Regions from separate parts of the Homo sapiens genome. Here regions 2, 3, 4 and 5 are each linked to region 1. The links are chromatin loops, found by intact Hi-C in ENCODE. Cell type or tissue: PC-9. All regions are shown on one strand. Region 1 overlaps TPRG1 (tumor protein p63 regulated 1). Region 2 has its middle 68 kb from the start of TP63. Region 3 has its middle 120 kb from the start of TP63. Region 4 overlaps TP63 (tumor protein p63). Region 5 has its middle 59 kb from the start of TP63.

What was found. Peaks named below come from ENCODE experiments on the same cell type or tissue, not always from the same donor. Only the 100,000 strongest peaks of a DNase experiment are listed, where the experiment ranks them.
Region 2: a loop joins it to region 1, with 4 times the contacts of the local background. A loop is called at or near these places in 3 of 110 quality-filtered maps.
Region 3: a loop joins it to region 1, with 9 times the contacts of the local background. A loop is called at or near these places in 2 of 110 quality-filtered maps.
Region 4: a loop joins it to region 1, with 2.8 times the contacts of the local background. A loop is called at or near these places in 2 of 110 quality-filtered maps.
Region 5: a loop joins it to region 1, with 5 times the contacts of the local background. A loop is called at or near these places in 3 of 110 quality-filtered maps.

What each region holds. Positions count from the first base shown.
Region 1 is chr3:189,322,403-189,326,402 of GRCh38, forward strand. It overlaps TPRG1 (tumor protein p63 regulated 1), which reads left to right. Exons shown (of 6, transcript NM_198485.4): 6 at 1-2,902. Among named protein-coding and RNA genes, the nearest start is that of TPRG1-AS2, 84 kb to the left of the region's middle. RefSeq lists an enhancer at 1,664-2,863. In PC-9, no CTCF peak of the experiment used is centred here; a DNase peak (open chromatin) is centred at 2,469; H3K4me3 peaks cover 738 bases; H3K27ac peaks cover 3,011 bases.
Region 2 is chr3:189,561,823-189,565,822 of GRCh38, forward strand. No RefSeq gene overlaps it. Among named protein-coding and RNA genes, the nearest start is that of TP63, 68 kb to the right of the region's middle. In PC-9, a CTCF peak has its summit at 1,933; a DNase peak (open chromatin) is centred at 2,249; H3K4me3 peaks cover 486 bases; H3K27ac peaks cover 2,621 bases.
Region 3 is chr3:189,511,941-189,515,940 of GRCh38, forward strand. No RefSeq gene overlaps it. Among named protein-coding and RNA genes, the nearest start is that of TP63, 120 kb to the right of the region's middle. In PC-9, no CTCF peak of the experiment used is centred here; a DNase peak (open chromatin) is centred at 1,521; H3K27ac peaks cover 1,774 bases.
Region 4 is chr3:189,662,372-189,666,371 of GRCh38, forward strand. The region is part of intron 1 of TP63 (tumor protein p63); the gene reads left to right. Among named protein-coding and RNA genes, the nearest start is that of TP63, 33 kb to the left of the region's middle. In PC-9, no CTCF peak of the experiment used is centred here; a DNase peak (open chromatin) is centred at 2,170; H3K27ac peaks cover 1,490 bases.
Region 5 is chr3:189,570,029-189,574,028 of GRCh38, forward strand. No RefSeq gene overlaps it. Among named protein-coding and RNA genes, the nearest start is that of TP63, 59 kb to the right of the region's middle. In PC-9, no CTCF peak of the experiment used is centred here; a DNase peak (open chromatin) is centred at 2,433; H3K27ac peaks cover 3,406 bases.

The sequences.
Region 1 (4,000 bases):
TTACAGCACCCACTTTTTCTTCCCCCCATGATGGCAAATATTGTTATAGTCCCCAAGGCAGGGAACTTCTATTCAGACTGTAAAAGGAAATGTTGAAATCCATAGCTGTCCTGTCAACAGTAGTGGAATGAAAAGTCGTTGGATTGTTTTGGCACTGGTTCTGAAGCAGGCATAATTGGCAAATTATTATAATACTGCTGCCCGAAAATCCCCATTTGCCTCAAGATAGTGGCATTTATTGGCAGAAGCCTCTGAAATGTCCAGCACATTCTTTTGAGTTACCATTTAAGGATCAGCCTGACAATCGACTTCTCTCTGCACATTTGCCCCCTTTGTAACCTAAGCCAGACTGTTCCCAAATGACCTTCTAAAGGACACAGTGCACCATCATCAATGGAAACAGTTCAGAAAGGATGACAGGAGGGAGATGTTTCTTAGTTCTGAGAGCCAGTCTGTAACAATGGGATAAGCATTTAATGGAATCAAAGCTGTTTTGCATAAAGAGTGAACTCAGAGACGACAAGAGGGTCTTTATGAATTCCCTTCACATTTTGTAAAAACTGTCATATATAGGCTATCCCCTTAATTGATAAATGGGATCTAGAAAGCGGTATTATGACCAGAGGGTGAGAAGATTTAGGAATTTGGATAGCAGTTCAAGATAAGAAAGAACTTCTTATAGTTATAAATTTTCAATGATGGAATGGGTTGCTTCTTTAAACAGTGAGCCCACCATCACTTGGTATGTTCAAGGAAAGACTAGATAAAGTCGATATTGTGAGAGGAATTGCTGTATGATACCGTTTGGAGAAATGATTGACATAATCTTTTAAGGCCGGTGACCCTATCATTTTCCAAATAATTGTTGCTAGTACTTAGTTAATTAGACCCATTTTTTTCTTAGGAAAGAGTTGGATCAATCATGGGAGACCCTGAAAAATTTCCTTACCTTTCCTAAGGTTTAATTTCCTCTTCTGCGAAATGGAGACAATTATATTACTTTTGCTTATTTCATAAAGATCTTGTGAGGATTCAATGAAATGAGGTTAAATTCTTTTATTAAACAGAAAGTTTTGAGTATTTGCCTAGAGAGTGATGTGACTTTTGCAGCAGAAGGTGGGAAAACATCCAAGGGAACTACATTTCCTCCAGAAATTGTTTCTTCATTACCATCGACCTACTGATTATGGTTTTCTCATTTTACACTTGGTGTTCTTACTTGGGATCTTTGTCCTTAAGCTCAACAGGGAGCCACAACCCAGGGGACCTATGTGTACACTTGGAGTTTTTATCAGACTATCATTTGAACTTACCACTACAGTTTAGCAAATGGCATGATGAGTTTGATTGATAATAGGAGTAGACGCAAGATACATTAAGTAGAGTACAAAGCATTTCATAACCAAAATGTCATGGTTGGAGGTCTTCATTATTCGGTCTTTATCTCATTCAGGAATTTCCACTTGAAAAATCTCTGATAAGCTTTATTTCAGAAACTGCTTGAACAGCTCCACTGACAAATGCCTCACTATCTTCTGATACATCGTAGGCAGTTCTGAGGGTGAGAAAGTTCAAAGCAGATAGATGTTTTAACACAACAGGAGGACTTTTAAACAATCACCAGGACTCACTCCTCGGTGGTCAATTGGGCCTGTTTGGAGGCCTGACCTTTGGTCATCTTAAGGTCATCTAAGGCAGAAAAGAGAAGCTCACTTATAAGTTGGCACTTCTGAATCATTTGCCTTGAGGTCCATTTTTTATTCAGCCTTTGTTTAAACCTTCTTAGGAAGCCAGTTTGTAGAGTTCTGGGGATAAGAAGGCAGAAAAACCATGTCAATTCAGTGCTTTTATTTCACAGAAAATGAAGCAAAGGCCTAGAAACTAGAAAGACATTTCTCAAAAAGAAGATGGTGAACTTTTGGAAATACTGAGATTAGACTACATTTTCCAATTTCTATCCCTAGCCCACTGCTCTTTCCAATATAATATCTGTATTCCATGGGAAAGACATGCCATCTGAATTGATGTATCGTAGTTGTTGAGATAATTTTGAAATGAGAAAACAATAGGGCACAGTCGTTTGGGAAGAATTTCCAGAAATTGCCATCATTTTCTTAAAGGCTAAGGACACTTATAGAGCTCTCCGATTTCCTATCTGATAAAAAAAGCCCAAACAAAGCTGCGGAAGCTGGCAGAGCCAGCAGATATTTTGTAAGGCAGCTTCACCTCTGCTGGCATTTTGTGGGGCAGGAGAGGGGGAGGGCAAAGGTATTAAATTTAGGCTTAAAAGCTCCTCAGAAATTCTTTACACACAAGAGACCAAGTTGGAGAAAAGAAGATGACTTGTGCCAAGGGGAAGAAAGAGAGAGACTAATGCCTGTGGTTTTCAAAGGTTAACAACAACATAAAAAAGCCAAGGTATTTGCACAGGGATGAATGCTCATTGGCTCTTGGCCAACAATTATACAAGGGCTTGTGCCCACATCCTGTAGCTGTGGTTTAGGGACGCTGCTCATGAGTGACTTCTTATGCTTAGTGGCAGGAAACTTTAGTCACTGATGTGTAAACTCACCTTTGGTCTGCACCTCCCACAACGTGCTCCGAAAGCAGTTAGGGGACTAGGCCTCTTGATTTCCTTGTAGATACCAGTTCCCCAGAAGCTAAGGAAAAACTCTGAGGCCTTGGAGTTACTGAGAGTGGACCAATACTTGTCTTATTCTACCTGATTTTGGCAACTGCTTAGGGTTCTTCTGTATCCACAAAAAGGAATTATGATATCCTCTGCTAAACCCTCTCTTTAGCCTCAAAGCCCAAGACCAAAAAAAATGAGCCATATTTCATTGCAGGCCTGCTGCCAATGTGAAATATAAGGAATAAAGTCATGAGACTGCTTCTCAACCTAGACCTTGTATCTCGTGTGCTATTTTATATTCGATTTTAAAAAGCTCTTAGTAAATATCTCAGTCCCCTTTTCAGTGAAGCCAAATGGAATTTGCAAGCCCAGTTTAATTAACTCCTACGTTTTTAAGGTAGATATGACAGATCATGATATATTGTGGATGCGTTGAGATCAAGTGTTCTGAACCACCAACTTGTCTGTCGTGTCCTGCCCATAATGCTTACCCCATGCATCTCAGAAATTCCTTTTCCTTTTTTAATATTGTCTGAGCACTCTTCACGGAATCTGAGATTAGAAAGGATCTTAAAGGTCATGTAGTTTAGCCTCCTTTGGTTGAGGTTGCAGGAATGCCCTCAACCAGAGCATGCACAGCAGATGGAAAATCAGCTTCTGTGTGAACATTCCAAGAGCCCAGAACTCCTTGCTTTCTAAAGCAGTTAATTCCACTACTGAGCAACAGCAACAAGTAGAAGGTTTTTCTGGACATTGCACCCAAACCTCTCTCCTTGGAAATGTATAGATTTGATGCTAGATATTCCTTTGAAGGTATCCCAAATAAATTAATTTCCTAGTTCACATATTCACACTTTCTATAAAGGCAGGTGCTCTCCTAAAAGGTAGTGACAGTAGTTTTATTTTTGTATTTAGAGACAAAACTCCAGTGAGCACAATCATTTTTAAATATGATGCATTATCCAGAGTCCTTATCGAGCTTGTCTCTTCTTTGTAGACTATTCTGTTTGGTAAACACTTCTTTTAAAATATTATATTCAACACTTGTCTTGGCAGTTCATATATAGATTAATCAGTGCAAATTAGAATGGAGTTGTTCTTTATTTGCCACTATACTGTTATTAATAAAATCCAGGTTTCTTCTATCACACTGTTTGTTCACATGAAATGTATGAATAACTTCATACTATAATATAATATATAACTCCTTTCCTGATTGGGTAAATTCATTGAAAGCACAAATGAGACCACTTTAGCATAGATTACTTTTACTGAAATTGTGTTAGTTCTGAGTAATTACTGTTTTCTTTTCTAACTTTTAAATTTATTTTCTAAATTATTTGTTTAACACTTTACCATATAATTTTG
Region 2 (4,000 bases), 240 kb after region 1:
TATTAAAAATTAAAGTACATACATTTAGAACTAAATGATATTAAAATCAGAGACAATGGATATTCTAAACTCATCACTTCTTACATCCACTATGATCTATGCTCTTGGGGTTTGCATCTCTTACAAACTCACATTCCATGACAGCAGGTTGGCATCTTGAAATCAGCCATTGTGGGAATATTTACACCGCAGAAATGAGCTAATAGTACAAATAGAGGCTTAATTTATTGCTTTGTTGACGAGGAAGTGATGGAGAAAGTGTTTATAATGCAGATTAAAACTGCATTGTGTCTCTGGTCATTGTATTGTGAATAGCACCAAAAATTGAGAAACTATTATTTCAGTATTTGAAAACTATTATTTGATTCAATGCCTAAGTGGCTTGGGTAATTGACAAACCAAAGTTCTGAGGAATATTTTTGTTGTTTCACTTTTGTCTTACTCACTAAACAATACCAATCAATATTCATACTGGAGTTATATTCACCCATCAGTTGCAACCACAGGTTGGCTATACAAGAGTTTAACAAAAACTGATAACAGAATTCTATTGTATATTCTGTTATTATTTATAATTTTGTGCTATGTAAACATTATGTCAATAAAATTTATAATAAGCTTATATACATAAAAATATGCATCCATTTTTCACAAAAAAGCCAGCAGCTAAACATTTAGAAGTATACTATTAGGCTGCTTTCACAGTTTATAAGCCCAGATGCTATGCAGAGATTTTCTTCTTGAGTATTTTTGTCTTGGCAACTTCCTGTCACTTGGTTGCACTTACCAGTTTACTTCCCTGTAATAGGACTTGCTTGGCCCTGAACTGTAAACAGTGAAGAATATTTTAGTCGCATTTCCATAGCTAGTCACTACCTAGGAGAGTCTCTTCAAATAAGGCAATACCTGACTTTGAAAATGGTGGTTTTTCTAGCTTTAGTTTTTCAGTTGCAGCAGGAACTCTGTTACCTAAGTTAAAATACCAAAGGCAGAAACTATGTGAATAAAATTGATAGATTTGCCACGTTAAAAAGCGGTGCTTCTATAGTACGGAAAACATCATTAACGAAGTTTAAAAACTAAAGATTAATAGGAAAACATGTTCAATAACTATTTCAAAGGATTGTTGGCTTTAAAGTATAATTTTTACACTTCTGTAAGAAAACAATAATACCATGAAGAATAAACAGGCCAAAGTCATGAACAGAAATTTCACAAGGAAATTCAAATGGCAAAAAAAAATACAATAATAACCTCACCAGTAATCAAAACAATTAAAATTAAAATAAGATACATTCACTTTTAAATTTAAAGATTTTTAAATGATTATCTGGGAGAATGTATTGTGGGGAAATACAGGGACTCTCAAATAATTCGATAGGAGTGAACTTGCACCCACTTTCTGGAGGACTTTTTGGCAGGACCCTTCTTGTCTCTTGACCTCACAGTTCTACTTTAATAATTCATTTAAAGGTAATATTTAAATACATGTGGAAAGATGTAGCTAAAAAAATATTTATCACAGCTTTGTTTATAATAAATTTTTAAAAATAACTTACATGTCTAATAAGAATGAATCAGTTATTTACACAGATACAGAATCCTAAGCAACTGTAACAATTATTTAATGAAATATTATTAACTGTCATGGAATGACTTTAATGATATATAATTGTGGAATGAAAACAGCAGATGTAAAACTATGTATAACATGATCTCACACTTGATATAAATATGATTTTATATATACAATTATTTGTGTATATGTTACATACATACATATACACATAATGCATAAGATCTTAAAGGATATACACCAAAATGTTAATTGAGCTTTTGTTTCAGGTGGTTTTATTTTCTTCTTCGATTCTTTTCTTATTTGTATTTAATTGTTCTACATTGAGCATACGTTACTCGTACAATAGAATTTAAAAACCCATCCCTACACTATCTCAGCACTTTATGAGTTTCATAATCAGGTGATTCAAGGACTTGTTAGTACTCAGATTCTTGGGAATTGCAGCTGTCCTGCCTAGAGATGCAATTGGACGTAGCTCAGCAGGATAAGTACAACCTACAAGGGCACTCCTGGAAGGAGGAGAATTCCCTGTGTTTGCATTTTTTTCTGGCTACACAAATGCTGTGCTGACTTAACAGCCCACAGGTGGCTGTTCTCTTCTGCCTCGGTGTGGAAATGGAAAGAGAGACTGACTAATTTTACTGAATCATTTTACTAGTTATGTGACTGTGGGTTTGGTTACCCACAGGCATTTCTGCTGCAATTGGTTAGCCTGGGGGAAGTTTTATTTTAACATGTTCACAGAGGCTTTTCCTGTCCAAGTGAATGGTTGTGAATGACAGCGAGGGAGACTACACCCTCTCACGTATATCCATATACAAGGATTGGGACAGCCTGACCTTCTGGGATTATATCCTTTTTTTGGCATCTCTGGGTAAAAGGCCTTAGGCTTCTAACTTCAATGTTGGAATTTTGACTACAGGGCAATGTCTCATATTTCAAGCATCTCTGTAGCCTACCCTTTACAACTATCCTGAAGAGACCTCTATCCATCTGCCACAAAAAAGACCTAACACCGAGGTTGCTTCTGGAGTTAAGAGCCTGGAGTTTGCTGCCTAAGACTATGGGAAGGCTACTTCCGCACTTAAATGTGAAGTGACCCTTGGTAGGATCTGTGTTCAGTATCCCCATCATTTCTTCAGTTGAATCTATTGACAAAGGCATCATTAAAAGCAATCAACTTACATTTCATTTTGATGACCTTGTAAACAAAAAATAAAATCCTAAGCCCCCACCATCTGAACAGGCCCCCTCTTGGCCAAGGGATTCCAGAAAAACCTAAAAACTGAGTTTCCAGCCATGACCCATGATGGGACAGGAGGTCAAACATACTCTGTTAACCCCTCTCCTTTTTGCAGTTTAGACATAACTGACCAGCATTAATGTTAAAATAGAGACCACAAGACTGACAGAACAGACTCTTTATGACAATAGACTATCAAATTATAAACAGGACCTAAGGCCATGCCATGCAAGAGTTAAGTCACATGCCTGCACTAAAGAATAAACTGTGTTCTAACCATGCCACAAGGCTTTTCTTTAGCATCTAAACAAGCACTGGTCTTGAAAGAAGCAATATTAAGACAATTTTCAGCTCACCACCATACACTCACTGACCTCACTGTTTTACCTGCCATAATTATAGCTTTGATTGGACAAGTGACTGATTTCAGTAACTTTCTTCTGATAAGAAGACCACTGACCATGGACTGGCTCTGGTTGGTTTACAGAGGCTGTGCACTGACTGGAATTCCTTGTGTCCTGAAAAGACCTTTAGATGGATAGGGACTAATTATAATACATTTAAATATTGTCCCTACTCCAAGGTGAACTTTCTTCTTTCTTTCTTTCTTTCTCTTTCTTTCTCTTTTCTTTCTTTCTTTCTTTTTCTGTCTTTCTCTCTTTCTTCTTTCTCTCCCTCCCTCCCTCCCTCCTTCCTTTCTTCCTTCCTTCCTTCCTTCCTTCTTTCTTTCTCTTTCTTTCTTTGTTCTATATATGAACGTGGGTCATATGTAACATGCATGTTTGTTCAATACACATGCGTCCGGACCACCTTCATGAATATTCACCTCCTCTCGTAACCTGTTGAATATGTATGTTTAGCCAATGCACTCAGCATAAAGCTCCTACCCAATCTCGTTTGAAGGGCCTGTGCTTCTCAGCCTGCAGGATGACCACTTTGAAGGATGTAACCTTTTTATTAAAAAATAAAGTTTCCTATTCTAAATTTATAATTTTATAATTTTTTTTCAAAGTTAGCAACCTATACTGGACTTCAAAAATATGCCAAGAGCGGTGCTAGATGCTGAGAATAGAAAAATAAGTTAGACAAAGCCCTGAACTCTAGTGATATACAGTCCACAAGAGAATTTGCATGAAAAAATATGGCTTGTCCATAAAGTCTGGAAACATAAGCATATA
Region 3 (4,000 bases), 190 kb after region 1:
CTCCAACACACCTATTAGCAGGGAAACATAGACCTGAAGAAGGCATGCAAATTCTCAAAATCACTTAGTTGTTAAGGAAGCTTCTAGAATATGAGCAATTAATTTTGTTTTATCTTAGGCTTAATATTTTCAGAATTCCATGATAAATAGTGTGAAAATTGTGACTACCAAGTATCTCACAAGAGAAAAAGAGAAAGCTTATAACGAAAGTCCAGAAGTGTGACTTGAGCTCTCTTAGTGATCTCAGATAAACATCTCTAGGCTTGTCAACTCCACCAACTGTCAAATGGGGGCAATAGAGTAGAAGACCTTTACAGTTCTGCTTTTTTCTGAAAACCTTTCTTTTCAATGAAACTGGCAGCTTTGAGAACCAGTCAGTTGACTATGATTTTACTGAATGATTGGAGAGAAAACTCTATATTAAGCCATGCTCCACTGCAGAGGTATTTTTTCCAGGTTGAGAACAGCTATGGAACAATGCAATTGGAGCACTGATGTAATTACTCATGTCCATGGAAGTGTGCAGGCTTTCCTCTTTGGTTCTCTAGATAGAGGATATGTGAGTCTCAAGAGTACAAAAAGGGGAAGCTGGGCACAGTGGCTTATGCCTGTAATTCCAGCACTTTGGGAGGCTAAGGCAGGAGAATTGCTTGAACCTGGGAAGCAGAGGTTGCAGTGAGCCCTGATCATGCCACTGCACTCCAGCCTGGGAGACAAGAGTGAAACTGTCTCAAAAAAAAAAAGGCACAAGAAGGGGAAAAAAAGAACAAGAGAAGCTCTTGAGGTTAAAGCATCTTACACTTCATACACATAATTCTTTTTTGGTGAATATTTTGTTTTCCTAAAAAGTAAGGGCATCTTAGAAGAGGCCTCTCTGTGAATAGTCTCTTTGGAGGAAATGGGGTAAATAAAAGCACAAAGTCTCCAAATTACAAATAATCTGGAGACCATGCTCTCACAAGCTCAATTTATCAAGAGCAATGAGGAAATACTTCCTAATCTTCATCCCAGGGTGATTTAGGCCCAGAGCTCTTGAGAAAGTAAGGTGGGTGTAACCTAGTCTAAGTGACTGGTTCTTCATGGGGTTTAAAATGGCTCAGGGGAGAAAGTGCAGATGATAGCAACATCACCTGTGGTGACTTTGCTCTCTCAGAGCTTACACATTCTAATGAATGCTCTGGAAGGAAAGGGCACCAGGTGATCTGCAGAGTAGCTTTTAGGGTCAAAATGTTCCTACCATGCTGCTGGTTATTCTTTCTGGCACAGACAAAAGTGCACTTATAACACCGAATGCAAATAGCATACCCTTGCATCGGGTCCCTTTCATCAGAGCCAGTGGTCCTATCAATTCGAGGAATTTCATTTTTGGTATCCTGAATAGTGAGGATAAAAAAAATATAGGTGTTTTTTGCTCCCAAGGGCTGGAAGAGTTTTTCACTCAAGAGCCAAATTTGTCTTTCTATTGTAGATGAGAGGGTGAGTGTAGGTGTTTGTTTTACATCAGGATGACAAGCTGTGCATACCTTTCTGAGGCGAGGTCTGGGTGTACTGGGGTGTGTCCCAGAGGAAGTCAATGTTCAGAGCTTTATTTTGTGTGTGTGAGCTATTCAGTTTAATTATACCCATGCTGCCAACTTGCTTTTTATTATTACTCTTATTCACTTTAATATTCCCTTCCCTTGGCTAAGCATAAAGAGAAGGTTCGTTATTATTTGAACAGCTTTACATTTATGATGCCCCGTTAGTTTGCAAAGCTGGAGACTTCACTGTGAAAGCGCTGTAATAATACTCAGGGAAGATGAGCTCTAATCCTACTTCTAGCTTGGCGCACAGGAGCTTCGGAATTGCTCAGAATTTAAAGGCGCTTCACTGACATGAGGGAGGAAAGGGATAAAACAGGGCAGAAGGGAGGAACTGGGGATCATAGGAATGAGACTGACAGTACATATGTCTCTGTTCAGTTTTAAATTTTGGTAAGTAGAATAACAGATTATACATTGACATCTTGAGAACAGCAGCTGTCAAAACTGTCAGTCAAAAGGAGATTGATTCCATTCAATTATTTGTTAAACCAAGAAGTTTAAAGATAGGAAAGAACTATGAGGCCATGCAACTCATTTAAAGTCCCTCTGCTTCGCAAATTTATTTAAGATCAGCATCTGAGGGCAAAATAAAAGTTTATTATTATTTCATGTTAACGTAATAGCAAAGATAAGGAAGAACAATATTGTATTAGGCCATTCTCTCATCTCTCTAAAGAAATACCTGAGGCTGGGTAATTTATTTAAAAAAAAGGGGGGAGTGTTTAATTGGCTGATGGTTCTGAAGGCTGAACAGGAAGCATAGCACCATCTACTTCTGGGGGAAGACTTAGGAAGCTTCCAGTCATGGTGGAAGGGGAAGGGAGAGTAGAGTAGGCATGTTGCGTGGCCAGAGCAGGAGCAAGAGAGAGCAAGCAGGGAGGTACTACACACTTTTATATTACTAGATCTTATGAGAACTCAATCGCTATCACAAGGACAGTACCAAGGGGAATGGTGCTAAACCATTCATGAGAAATTCACCTCCATGGTCCACTCACCTCCCACTAGGCCCTAACTCCATCATTGGGGATTACAATTCAATATGAGATTTGGGCAGGCACACACAGGATCTATGTTCTGATGATACATAGATGTGATAAGTGCTAAACACTGGTGATTCAGAATTGGTAAAACTCAATTCGTGTCCTCAAGGAGTGCACCATCTTTTATGGTAGTCAGCTGTGAGCCAATAATGCAAATGTCCTGTGATGGGTGAAGTCACTCAAAAGGTGTGTACCAGCGACTGAAGTGGAAACCAGTAGCTAATATTATGCTTACATTTGACCTGCAGGCTGCAAGGCACAAATAGGTACTCTCTTGCCAAGTTCATTAAATAAACGGGATAGCCCTGAGTTCCACGTCTGCGGATTTCTTTGCTTTTGTTGACTGTGTTTTCAAAATGTGAGTTGCAAAATGAAAATATAAGTGCCTTCTATTTTGGGGAAGAGAGAGATTACACTACACTGTTTCACATATTGATTCCTATAGTTTTGTAGCCTGTACCTCAACTTTTGTGCCACTAAAATAGAGAATACTAATACTGACTTTCTTCACAAAGCATGAAGATGAACTAACATATCTTTAAAATTATCTGAAAAGATGTAATTTATCTTTTTTTTTTTTTTGAGATGGAGTCTTGCTCTGTTGCCCAAGCAGGAGTGCAATGGCATGATCTCGGCTCACTGCAACCTCTGCCTCCTGGGCTCAAGAGATTCTCCTGCCTCAGACTCCTGAGTAGCTGGGACTACAGGCATGCACCACCACACCTGGCTAATATTTGTATTTTTAGTAGAGACGGGGTTTCACCATGTTGGCCAGGCTGGTCTCGAACTCATGACCTCAAGTGATCTGTTCACCTTGGCCTCCCAAAGTGCTGGGATTACAGGTGTGAGCCACCGTGCGCAGCCTGAAAAGATACAGTTTATCATATTAATAACATGATGGATTCAGAATTGTAGAGCTGGAAGGCCTTTAGAGAACTTTTAGTCCAACTTTAGTCCTCAAATTTTAGCATGCTTCAGAATCACCTGAAGGGTGTCAAGAGCAGATTTCATGGCCCATCCCCAGCATTTCTGATTCAGTAATTAAATGGTGGGGCATGGGAATTTGCATTTCTAACAAGTTTCCAGGTGATGCTGATGCTGCTGGTCTGAAAACCATACTTTGAGAACTACTGATCTTGTCCATCCCCTTTAGTGTAAAGATGAGATCACTGAGCACACACTGCCTTTCCTGCCAACCCACCCCAAATAAACACACGATCTAATTAAAGACTGTAGTTTTGTTACACAAAAAATGGCTTTAAGACAAATCTCCTGACTGTTCTTTTAACCAAATCTCAAACAAAAATGCCCTTCTAAAGAGAAGAAATTGGAGTCCATATAATTTTATTTTTCAACTTTAATAAAATAACTTGT
Region 4 (4,000 bases), 340 kb after region 1:
GTTTTGAGAGATCTTCTTGGTATTGATTTCTACTTTTATTCCACTGTGATCTGAGAGTATCGTTGGTATTATTTCAGTTTTTTTTAATTTATTGAGACTTGCTATATGGTTAAGTATGTGTACATTCCTCTAATCTGCACACAGAATAAAAGTTTATTTTTAAACAAATAGGCTTCTTTCTACACTTGAGTGGAAGATCTTCTGAATAAACATCTAGTGTTTATGTTCTTCATAATATGTAGAATTTATTTAAAAAACAAATTATTAGGTTAGCTCTGTGTTTCAAATATATAGTACAGTATTTCAATTCCTTAAATAGGCTGATTGTTTATCTTAGTCATTGAAAGAAAAAATATAAATAAATATATGACTTCACATCTCTACTTTCAATTTGTCTTTTATGGGGATGAAGAGAACATGTTCTTTCCTCTATTTTAGTTTCTTAAACATTTGTGGATATATGTTACAGTTTATGAAGCATACCAAAGATAAGGAAACTGTTGGAATTCTAATTTGATCACTAATTATTTATATAAGATTAAGAGAGTCTTTCTGGGACTTATTTTTGTTTCTATGTATATAAAGTGGTCTGAATAGATTAAGTGATTTTAACTTATTATGTGGCTTTCATAAGTGCTCTGAATTTTTTTTTGCAAATTTAACTATTGCAAAATAAACATTTTAGAGTTTTGATCATATTTTTAAAATTATCAGTTACCCACAAAGTGGTTAAGATCCTCCGGTCTTACTGATGTTTGTAGCTGGGGTATTAATTCTGTAGAGACCTTGAAGATGGTGCTCTGACTACTGTTGACAAATATCAGTAAGTATCAAAATACTTTTACGACATTGAGTTCTGTACAATAGTGATTATAGTTAAAAATATAAGATAGGTTCTGGAAGGACTTCAGAGTTATCAAGAACCATGGAGTCCTTACCATTTAAGTTCTTTTTCATCAATGAAAGAAATTAAGACCCAGAGGAAAAGATTTATAGAAACATCATCTTAAAGCATCTTATAGAATCATTTAAAGTGGTTATGCTATCCTTTGCTGTCCACAAAGATGAGCTGCTATAATTTCAGTACAATTTCAGGCAAGATGAACTAAAACACCTAATTCATAATTTAAGTGGCTTATTTCATTCATTCTTTTTTTTTTTTTTTTTTTTTTTTGAGACAGTGTCTCACTCTGTCACCCAGGCTGGAGTTCGGCAGTACAATCTCAGCTCACTGCAACATCCATCTCCTAGATTAAAGAGATCCTCCTGCCTCAGCCTCCTGAGTAACTGGGATTACAGGCACATGCCGCTATTTTCAGCTAATTTTTGTATTTTTAGTAGAGACAGGATTTCACCATCTTGGCCAGGCTGGTGTTGAACTCCTGACCTCAAGTGATCCTCCCACCTCAGACTCCCAAAATGCTGGGATTGCAGGCATGAGCCACTGCACCTGACCTGAGCCACCGCACCCAGCCATTTCATTCTTTCATTTTTATTCTTAAATTCACTTACGCATTTAGCAAATAATAATGTTGTAATATATGTTAAGCTTAGTGTTAGGTGCCTTGGACACAGAAACAAATATATATCTATTATTTCTTGAGTGTCTACTAAGTGCTTTAGCGTAATTAACTTCCAAAACATTTTAAATATCTAAAAACATGGAGACTGGGAAAAAGTACATTACTTATCCAAACCTCTACAGAGAGTAAGCTGCAGATTAGAACTTAAAACTTAGGTCTGACTTCCCCCTAAACTATATTTTTGTCATCTTTCCTATCCCCCCAAGCCCTGCCTTTAAAGGGTTTAAGAGCTTTTTGGTAAAAATAGGCACTTGGACATGTGAACAGCAACAGGAATATCACAATACCCAGCAAAGAAATTTAACATAAATCTGACATAATTTATTGCATGCCTATCTCGTTACTAAAATCTTTTGTAAATTTTAAATATGAAGGGCAGTACTATGCTCAAAATTACATAGAAATATTTTTTCAAAAACATTCAAAATGACAAACTTTAAAGCTAGAGATGGTCGGTCTTTGGTACTGCCATCCTATTTCCTAACTGAGGAAGATAATGCTCTGTGATGCAACATGCATTGCAGCATGCCACATTGCATAGACATCTGAATCCCACAGGAACCAGAGCCTGAGTTAAAAAAGAAAACAGTGACTCAGAATTCAAGACTTCTGGCCTTAGTTGATTCAAGATGTCATTTTTTCAGTTTTTATTTTTTTTCCTCCAGATCAAATTTCAGTAAAATGTGACAGTAAGACTTTATTGTATGTGCCTCTTATTTCTCCTTTAGTTTATAAAATATTTTGGTGTTCTCTGACTATTGCTGAATTGTATGCTTGGATATTAAACATAATAAAGTTCCATCTACTTTCATAATGAATGAAATAGTAGTATTTGTTTTTATGTAATGTTTAAGAGAATCCATAGCCTTTTATGTGTGTAGATGGTAGAAAGCTATAATTTCACTAAAAGCAGAAGAGATCTAGCTGGTGGGGAGACAGTGTTGTATCGGAGCTAGCTTGTACCTGCTCATACCATCTGGTTATTAAATATTCAGGAATTTTACAAACCAATTGTGAAATATAGCCATTATTAAAAAATAAACTGTATAGACTTATAACTAAGTAAAAATATTAGAATGAAAGCATAAATAACCAAACTCATCACTTCTTAATTCTTTTACTACATCTTACTATTACCTGTGTTCTCATTATTTTACACTTACTGCCTTTGCATGGTAAAACGACTCCTTATGAGAGTGTACTACCACCCGTGGTTTTCTTCACTCTGTGTTCAGTGACATAATTTTTGTAGCTTAAAATTGGCCATGTTGGGAGTATTTATGCTGTAGAAATTGACTTATGCTACGGTTCAGGGATTTTTATCTCAGATATCCAGTTGTTAAACATGTGTCAGCATGCCACTGAGAATAGAGGAATATCACAAATATTGATCAGCTTCTGCTATTCACAAATTCAACCCTACTTCAACATTATAATCTCGTGTTCAAACCTGATAAGCTACTTTTTGTCAGGATCAGGTCCTAGTTTGGTATGTTTTGAGTAAAATTCCCAAATAGATTAGAGTATATGTAGTTTGAGGATGAAGTGAATGTAATATTTGATGTTATTGATATTTGCAACTATGAGGGGATATATCTGAAGGCAAAACCTAACATGCAGAGGATGGCTGAGCAGGAAGAAGAGTGAATCCTTGATGATGATATTGAATCACAACACTAATTAATTCTGGAGTCACACTTCAGCCACCTTGTCATGTGAAAAATATATTCTTTAAAGCCACTTTTAATTGTGGTGTGTATTATATGCAGCAGAAAGTAACCTAACTAATACACCAATTACCCATTTTATAGATAAAAGTCAGCTAATTCCTACAGCCACGACATTTAGGAAAGTTCATGTAAGGTCTTATTAGCACTTCTATTTTAAAGGCTTGTCTTTTTTGTTTTTTAATTTTAAGCATAACTTTAATTATAGCTTCCAGTATATAAAAGCATTATTTGAACCTGGGTCAACATGAAATGCAACCAGAAACTTTAAAAAAGTGTAAGCACTGCAAATATATATTTGTATAATAATGGGTACTGATGACTACGATGGATATCTAATATCTAACTGAAAATAAATATAGTTTTCCTTAGGAAAGGAAAAGACATCAGAACCCAGTTATTCAAATACTTACTTAGGCCTTTCTTAAGTAGGGGAGGTTGTTTATAGCCATAAGATACTTATCAAACGTAATAAATAAGCACATTTCCAATTATAAACTAATGAGTAGATTTTATTAAACATTATTCTTACAATTCCTTGAAAACTCTAGTAGTTATAGAAAGAGCACAAAGTATTCTGATTTTATGCTTTTAAAAATGTGACCCTTTAACAGAGAAACTCCACTTAGGTTTAATAAGACATATTTGACATTCTACTATCATTCAAAACCCCTGAGATTGGTTACACAA
Region 5 (4,000 bases), 250 kb after region 1:
ACCACACAGTGCCAGCTACATTCGGTTTCTTCTTTCTACTGAAACATCACCCACTGTCTAGGTCCTTATCAACCCTCTCCTTGACTTTGCATCAAAGGAGGTCCCACATGGCACCCATATCAATCTGCACATTGTTGTTAGATCAGCCTTCCTGTGGCCGGAATAGATGCTCACCAAAGGTTTGCTTGAGTGACCTGTGCTGGAGAAGCTGATTACAGAATATAATAAAAACAGCAAAGAAATATTACAGAAATACCATAAGTTGAGCCAGAAATAAATATTTTTGCAGAAGATCTAAGAAAGCATTCCAAAGTAATTTCACATGTAACAGATTATGTTAATGCTATGCTCCCACTTCATACTCAATATTTAAGTTAAGATGTTTTGTTTTGGGGGAACAGGGTTATTAATTTGAAGCCTTATAGCATGAAAACTAACTGTTGATGAGATAGCCTCGCCATCATCAGTTCTTGCAAACTGTGCTTAAGGTGCCTCTCATCCCTTTGCACATTACTGCTTTCAGGAATGGGAGGAATATTTATAAAGTCAATCTTTTGGGATCATCCCCCAAAGGATGGGGTGAAAAGCTCTTCCCCAAAGGATAATGAGAAACAGCAAGGCTCGAGGCTTTTCTCTGTTTCTGGTAGTTACTTTCTAGCCTTTGTTTATTTCACCAGTTCTGTCTCCAGTTTAACTGTTGTTCTTCATTAGCTAACATTCAAGGCCCTCACCTTGAAAATGCAAACATCCCCTATTCCTGAGTAGGAAGATGAGCCTGTGTTATTCAATCTGGTCATTTCCTAAGAGAGCCCCAGGTCTGGTACAATTCAATGGAAAATTGGAACTAGAGTGAGGGGAATTTGAAACTAGGCTTTATTACTGCCTGTGTGGCACTAGGCAATATACTCCTGGAAAATAATTCTCCACTCTGAAATAAGGACAATAATGTTTTCTTTGCCTACCTTTCTATAGGTTTTTGTAAGGATAAAATGAGGTAATGTACAATAAGGTGACATAAATTGAAAAGTGATGTATAAATGTTAGTTGTGACTATTGTTATGAATAAAGAAGAAGTAGTTATTTACTTCAAAATCATGTAGAGTCCTATGTCAGTGAGATGTAGAAAGTGAAACCAACAAATGCCTTAGTCTCTAAGTAATCTTCAAACTGGAGTCTTGATCACCCCTTGAGGTACACAGAGCAGCATAAGGGACACAAAGGAATGATACAAAATTTTAAGCAAAATAATTTCTAGATCTTCAGTATATACATATCTTCTTTTTCCATAAGAAAAATCCAGGAGTTGAGGACTTCACACAGTTCTTACAATCTGACTCTCTCACTGTGACATCACTTTCACTAACAACTACAGGGAATCTGTCTCTTATCTTCCTTGGTCTCAAGACCTGAGGTATAAAATTTCTGAGGGATCCCAACAAAGTAGTCGTTAAGAATATTGATATCAGAAAGTCTACTTTAATCAGTTGCTTTAATTATTTTTAATAATAATCATTATAATAGCCTAATCCAGAAGTAATATTTTAGCACTTGTGTCTTATGGTCACAGGTCATTAAAAATAGGCTTAAATTTATATGTGTGCTTTATTACAGACAAGTAGAGATAAGTAATCATATTAAAATTTTTATAGATAAAAGTATACTACAAGAGAATAAAATAATACAAGGGCAATGGGATGAATGTATGATTGAAAGGAGAAAATAGAATGACATATTTCCAAATGGTATTAAGAATGAGCTTTCTCATGTATTTTTTAAAAGATGAGTTTATGGATTAAATCACTGTGGTATTTATATTCTATTAGAATCATTTAGAAGTTTTATTTAAAAACTAATAGTCTTTATTTAAAATGTCAATATTTATAGTACTTTGAAAATTATTAACTTTGCGGCTATTTCAATTTATGATGAAAAATTTAAAATATCAACTTAAAAATGTAAAGAAAGGTACATACATTTTCAAAATTATATTGAGACATGCTAACAAATTCTTTGAAGGTCAATGCTTTAGAGCAGTGGTTTTCAAAAGTTTGGTCCCCAGAGTAGCAACATCAACCTGAAATGTGTTTGAAATACAAATTTTGGGTTCCTGTCCCAGACTCTGAATCAGAAACTCTGGAGGTGGGACCTAGCAACCTGCATTTCAGCAAGCCTGAAAAGTGATTCTGGAGCATGCTAAATTTTGAGAAATATTTTTAAAGTCTTACAGAACTCATTCTTAGGATATTTGTCATTTCTCTCCCTTTGTCTTTCTCAATTCCTGTTTCCCATAGAAAATGACAAAGTTAATAAGCAATGCAGAGTTTAGAAATCTGTATGATTTACAAAGTACTTGACTGGTAAGAACTGGTCATAGTTGTAGGCTGAGGTGATAAAGGGTCTAGACTCTAGACTAAAGAGCAAATGATTCATCACTCTTTTGATTCTTGTCGTACGGTTGAAGCTGGTTTGAAAGACCTAGTGTTTACACCTTTGGTTACCTGGATAAGTTGACTGTCTGGAATTATTTCCTACTTGTCCCTGTGAATCATGACAATGCATTATCTGATTCCTCTAGCATCTGATCAGAGCCTAAAAAGACTCCTAGACACACACTAATGTAAATAGCTGTTAGGGTAAATGAGAGGTTACAATGAAGGGTGAGAAAGCTGGCTGGGGCCTGCCTGTTAAAGGGTACAGGGACATATGAGGACAGTTTACTAAGCTTCTGATGAGGGAATAATTTAATAACTTTGTGGACAAGATTACTAGTTATCTGATGGATTGGAGTTCTCACTGCTGTATCATAACTCCTCCACAGTCTAATTATTCAGCAAAATGACCAAACCTTAATTGGAAGAAGGAGGAGATATTTATATAATTAAGAGTATTGAAGGGATCAGACAACAGCAGATTCCATCAGAAGGTATACTTACAGTGTCTAGTATTCATCATAAGAAGTGGATTAACAATAACTTTTGTACTATCTTCCCTACAATGTTCTAAACACTGTACTTTTTATAGTAACTCTGTGAGATGAACACTATTATTCTAGTAGTCAGTTCTTATTACTCTTCTGCTTAAAAACCTACATATAGCTCCCATTCTTACTCAGAGTGAAAGAATAAATCTTTACAGTGGCTTATAAGGCCTGATGCAGTCCCATTTCCTCTTTGCTCTCCTGTTGTTCTTGACTTCTGGTCTTTCTGCACATTCTTTTGCTTCACTGGGCTCTGGTCACACTGGCATTCTTGTTGTTCTGTCAACACCCCAGGCCAACTTCAGCCACAAGGCCCTTACATTTACTGTTCTTTTTGCCTGGAGCACTCTTTCCCAGCATATCCACATGGCTTCTTCCATCACCTGCTTCACTCTTGATTCAAATGTCATGTTTTCACTTACACCCATAGGGATCATATTATTTAAAAATTTTCCTCCTTCCACATCACAGCAATTTCCATCTTCCTCCCCTACTTTATTTTCCATAGTACTTGCTTGCTACCCTCTAACATGGTATAATTTTTTTTTTTTTTTTTAATGGAGTCTCACTCTGTCACCCAGGCTGGAGTGCAATGGTGAGATCTCAGTTCACTGCAACCTCGGCTTTTCAGGTTCAGATGATTCTCCTGTCTCAGCCTCCTGAGTAGCTGGGACTACAGGTTCCCGCCACCAGGCCCAGTTAATTTTTGTATTTTTAGTAGAGACGGGGTTTCACCACATTCGCCAGGCTGGTCTCGAACTCCTGACTTCGTGATCTGCCCACCTCAGCCTCCCAAAGTGCTGGGATTACAGGCGTGAGTCACGGCACCTGGCCAGTATAAAATTTACTTATACATTTTGTTTACTGGAATAGTTGTTTGTCTATTGGCTTGCTGCTCCTTCTCTGCCTTCCGTGTTCCTCTAAATGACAGAAGGCTAGAAGCTTCTAAGCTACATTTCCCAGATATCCTTACTACTTATCTTCTGGATAGATTCTGTCATTGAGAGGATCTGTGAGGAGACT